2 separate regions of the Homo sapiens genome follow, and region 2 is linked to region 1. A link is a contact called in ENCODE Hi-C data. All regions are on one chromosome and are shown on one strand. Each heading gives the region's core, a stretch centred on a gene start or an enhancer-like site at or near the end of the contact. The rest is flanking DNA. Distances are from core to core; before and after follow the strand shown.

Region 1 (2,700 bases), core at 21-2,520:
AGACCCAGCATGTGAACAGAGGCAGCATTCTGAAAGCAAGTCTCAGAGAACATGAAAACATCTTAAAAACAAAAACAACAAAAATTTCAAATGAAAGGTATTATCAGCAAAGGCCTTGTGATTAATTAGCTGCTCTATCTCTTTCCTGGGGTACAAAGTGAGGAGGACAATTGTCTCAGTGGTTCTGACGTGTGTATGACCCTGAGATGCAGTTAAGGAATCAAGCCTGAATAGGTCAGCAAGCCACTTGTTCTAAAATTCTTCTTGGGAGGAAACATCTGTGTCTCTTTCAGGATGCCAGCCATCACATGGGTCTTTCAACATTAGCATATTTTTCAGCCATCTGCAGTGGTTGCCTCCCTCCCACACAAGCTTAGTCACTGCACACAAACACACCTTTGTCCAAACTTCAGTACCAGGCTTTACAATGAAAGTCTCTGTGGCATCTCCGTGGAACCACATTTCCCAAGAGTGCTGCATAGCTATTTTACTTGCAATGCATTTATCACTTTTTAGCTCATTTGAATGCATGGGAAAACACAGAAGACTGTTGTCGTAGGTGGTGGTGTTTTATGGTTGTTATTGTTTTTCCTTAAAGTCATAGGGTAAAAGAAAGCTTGAAATATCATTTGTTTTCACTTCCTACTAGGCAATTAGGTAGACCCACTCTTAAATAAAACCTCTAATTTAGTATCCTCTCATTTTCAACTCACCTACAGTGATGAAGTTCTACAGGCTCCCTATGTTAAATTATTCTAGCGTTAATAAACCTTATTTTTGAAAATTTCTTTTACTTTTAGCTAAAGTATCTTCCATTGTCTCTGGAGGTAAATGTTAAGTTTCAGTTGTAGAACTACATCAGCTTATGATACAGTTAAGAGCAAAGGTCTTGGAATCAGGCAAATGTAAGTTCAAATTTGACCTCTGCTTCTGATGAACTGTGTGATTTGAGACAATTATATGACATTTTGCATACCAGTTTCCTTTTCTTCATCTGTAAACTGAAGAAACTAACACTCATATCAAGAGAATAATGTCTGCGACCATGATATTGACCCAGTTTCTCCCCCGTAATGAGTATTTGATGTATAGTGGTTATCATTATTGTAATGTTTAAAGTATCTAATAATAATATTGGGAGGAGGAACCATGAATGTTTTGGATTTGTTCCCTTCACAGCCCTTAGTGCCATGGATATGGTAGGTACTCAGGATTTGTGTATAAATGATTAACAAAAAAGTAAGATAGTAAGAGTAAGGAGCAACCTGCTCTTCTATTAACTAGCTTCATGCCGGGGTAAATCATTTACACTTCCTGAATCTTAGTTTCCTCATGTGCAAACTGGTAGTTTTATAAATGCAAAACTGGTAGTTTTGCACTTGGATATTTATGATGAGTATTTAATTTGTTCTTTCAGGTCTCCAGAGAAGGAAGTTCTTTGGGCAAAATTTTTGAGTTTAAGAATTATTTCTTAATGATAATCTGATTTTTCAAAGCTTTCAGGTATTCTCAGCAAACTAGCGCAGGAACAGAAAACCAAACACTGCATCTTCTCACTCATAAGTGAGAGTTGAAAAACGAGAACACATGGACACTGAGAGGGGAACATCACACACTGGGGCTGTCAGGCAGTAGTGGGCAAGGGAACGGAGAGCATTAGAACAAATACCTAATGCATACGGGGCTTAAAACCTAGATGATGCGTTGACAGGTGCAGCAAACCACCATGGCACATGTATACCTATGTAACAAACCTGCACATTCTGCACATGTATCCCAGAACTTAGAGTAAAAAAAAAGTTTTTTGAGAAGAGATATCAGAAATATTGTCATATTTTCTTGATTAGAGTCGAGATAAAAAGAAGTAAATGTTGAGTGTCTGCTCCCTTTGGTATTATCTTATGGACAGCATAGGACCAGGATTGAATCCTGATGACCACACTGGAAGAAGAAGTGGAAAATGAGGTGAAGGAGCCCAATTCTAGAACAGTTCAATTTCATTTGTTATTCTGGTGATTAATGTCTTCAGCTTTATACCTGGAGTGTTTCCAAAGCTTTTCACTAGATGCTCACCTTGACTCTGCCCAATATTCTCAACCTCAGCTAAATAAAACTAGTTTTTGACACCTAAAGAAATGGAACTTGTAAAACGTGGACATAATTCTACTTAAAGAGACAATGATAAACCCATACTTACATTCATTTAACTGTATTGATTTTTTTCTCAGAATTTAAGTGGGTTGAGGCAAAGAGGTATGTGACAGGGAGGAAGGGGAAAATCTTCTGGGGCACTTATATGCTTTTTAGAGTTTCTTTCTATACCTAACTCTTCTCTGGGGTGCTGAGGGTTCCAAAATAAATATTAATTACATCACAAAATTCTAAGAAGATGAATTTTTTTTGTCAGGTTCACCAATGGTCACTTTGGATTCCCAAAGAACACAGTAAACTTTAATTAGGTGATTAAACCATTAGGTGAAAAAGGAGTATTTCAGTATTAGAATAATCTTCTCATCTGATTCCCCAATCAACAAGCCATATGGAATCAACATACCAATATTGACTCTAATACATATTAGTCAGAATATAAAGTTGAAAGAGGTAAATAAGACTACCTCCCTAGGTGTGTATGTGGACTTACAGAACCTAGTTATATGGTGGTATTATACAATGGAATTACGTCACATTTATTCATTTTTG
Region 2 (2,700 bases), core at 112-2,611, 540 kb before region 1:
GCCCGTTGAGGAAGAAGGGGGACGATGTGCAGTGTCAGGTTATTTTATCAGGAAAGTTCAAAGCTTCTCAGAAATCTTCTGTTGGAATTCTACCTGGGTGTCATAGGCCAGAACACAACCCAAATAACCAGGAAAAATGTGAAAGTGAGAAAATAGATCGTCCACCCCTAACAATGGAGGCAGCAAGTGAGAGGGGATTGGGAATGTGTGTTGATTTCCTCAACAGTGTTTGACATAACCACTTTCTAGCTTTATAATCTTAGGCAAGTAACTCAACTTCCCAGTTCCTCTTCTGTAAAATGGGGATAACACCTGAAAAGGTTGTTACAAGATTCACTGAAATAGTTTCTATGCTCAGTCAGTAATCAGCATTCAATCAATATGAGCTCTAACATGATGCTTGACAGTTATGCAACGAACAGTTCATGAAGAGCTTTGTAAGCCATATTGATAATTTTGTCTTTATCCTTAGCACAGTGAGAAGGTATTAAAGGATTTTATGCAGGGAAGTGACATGATCATATTTGTGTTTTCAAAAGAGCCCTCAGGCTGGGTGTGGTAACTTGCGCCTGTAATCCCAGCACTCTGGGAGGCCATGGCAGGCGGTGGGCGGATCGCTTGAGCCCAGGAGTTCCGGACCAGCATGGGCAACTTGGGGAAACCCCACCTCTAAAAAAAAAATGCCAAAAAAATTTTAGCTGGGTGTGGTGGCACTCGCCTGTAGTCCCAGCTGCTCGGGAGGCTGAGGTGAGAGAATCACCTGAGCCTGGGAGAGGCTGTAGTCAGCTGTGATTGCGCCATGCACTCCAGCCTGGGTGACACAGTGAGACCCTGTCTCAAAAAATAAATAAAAAATAAAAAAAGGAGCCCTCAATTTATCCTCTGCCTCTGACAAATATATTCCATTTTGTTACATTGCAAAAATTTCAGCACATTGCTTTGCTTACCCATCTTTGCTCTGGAACGACTTTTAATTCTTCTTTTGGCAATCTTGGTTGTTTTGAGATGTGTGAAATTAGAATCATATGCAGGTGTTTGAGTTCTTTTGATTTTGCTTTTTAAAAGAGTTTTTTTTTTGTTTTGTTTTGTTTTGTTTTTAGAATGGGGCAATGTAAAGCCAGAATATCAACGTCCTTTTGTCAAGATTTTCAAACCTATTTGGCTGATAGTACACTTACAAGAATAGGTAAAAAAGATCCCAAAGATTTTACTTCACTTACTTGAACTACTAGCCCTACTATTAAGAGCCACAGCAAGCTTACATGTTCAAAAAAAAAAAAAAAAAGAGCTGCAACATTCCTTTCGCACTCCCACTCGCCCCTGAGGTTCTTCCACTTCCTTCCTATGGCTTTTTTTAGAAGCGAGTGTGTTTTTCTCACGTCCGGCAACAAAGGATGTTTTGTGCTACTACTGAGGTTTGTGTGTGTGACTTACTTTAGAACTCTTTCTAGAAAATGCGATTACTATTTGCATAGGTCTGGTAGAACTTTGTATTGAGTGAAAGTCTCCGATGACTGTTTTTGTTTTTGTGTAGATTTGCCACTGCTTAACATCAAATCACTTTCCCCTGTGTGTTTTAAAATACCTCTAATAGGACCTGTCAAAATTCTCCCAGAAGTCTCACAAATTCTTACCTTTAAAGAAAGTGTAAGTGATACCTTCAGTGTATTGTATTTATTCTTATATACCTTTGCAAAGACTTCTCATCACTTCCTTAAATATGTCTGATAGTGCCATAATGAGAAGGGGACATGGTAATTAACCATCAACTTTGGTTTTCATGGAGAAAATCTATCTGGAGCAGTCACAGTATCCTATGCTGGAGCTATCAGATGCCTTGACATTAGATGTTTCCATCTAATTGTAATTCTCTGAGCAAGGAGACAAGGTGGGATAAACAGAATTCTCAGATGGCTGAGAATTATACCCTAAATCCTGGGAGAGAATTTACCTTTCCATTGTCAGATAATATGAATCATTTAAAACATGTGCTGGAACAGCTTTGCCTTTTCTTGAGGAAAATGGGGTTTCTCTCTCAAAGAGAAAGATAAATGCGCCTCAGAAGATTTTAGTGGTCGATCTCTGTCAGTGTACTACCAGCAAAAATCCCAGCAATCAATATTACAAAGAGGCAGCACTCACTTGAGTACAGAAGTAACAACATTAGCTGCTTCGTAAACAAGATGGCATGGGAGATATTCTGTTTTGAGTAAATGACAAGTCCTACAGTCTAGATAGGAAGATTTCTCCTCCATATGGATTTTGTGATTTCGTCTTGTGTTGAGTAAGGAAGGGGAGCTTGGATTCCAAGATCAATTTAATGTCTATATTCCTTGGCATTGTCATGTTAGAGCAGCACATCTCAGATGGCTTTCAATAGTTATTTTAGCATTGATTTTCCTCTACTAGAGTAAATCAAAAGATGATTTAGAAAATCAAAGTCAGTTTTCCTTGGAGTTTTCTCAGAATAAAGGGAAGCTGTGGTGTTGAAGGGTTTTTTTGGCTCCTATTTACATATGATGCAAAATCAATCTGTGTGAATCTCTTTCCTCTGTTGAGCTCTACTATAGGCTCTACTATATGCAGAGCCTTGGGTATTTCTGTGCGAGGGGGATTATGCAAAAGAATTTTAAGGCATGCCACTTGACTTTGTGAAACCAAGTATTTGTTTAAAGAGACACGATATTATAGTGGGAGGCT

What was found. A loop is a pair of places that touch in the nucleus more often than their neighbours do. Pooled maps may share reads with other maps.
Region 2: a map of B cell shows a loop between it and region 1 (2.8-fold over the local background). The contact joins two enhancer-like sites. A Hi-C loop is called at or near these places in 1 of 168 maps with a recorded cell type or tissue (B cell), 5 of 37 single-sample maps with no recorded cell type and 6 of 50 pooled maps.

Annotation. Positions count from the first base shown.
Region 1 is chr11:95,713,618-95,716,317 of GRCh38, reverse strand. No RefSeq gene overlaps it. Among named protein-coding and RNA genes, the nearest start is that of FAM76B, 75 kb to the left of the region's middle. Within about 2 kb of position 1,270, at least 6 of the 41 ENCODE cell types and tissues checked have a DNase peak (open chromatin) inside an H3K27ac peak, as active enhancers do; they include B cell, where a contact is called at or near this core.
Region 2 is chr11:96,252,977-96,255,676 of GRCh38, reverse strand. All of the region lies in intron 1 of MAML2 (mastermind like transcriptional coactivator 2), which reads left to right. Among named protein-coding and RNA genes, the nearest start is that of MIR1260B, 87 kb to the left of the region's middle. Within about 2 kb of position 1,361, at least 13 of the 41 ENCODE cell types and tissues checked have a DNase peak (open chromatin) inside an H3K27ac peak, as active enhancers do; they include B cell, where a contact is called at or near this core.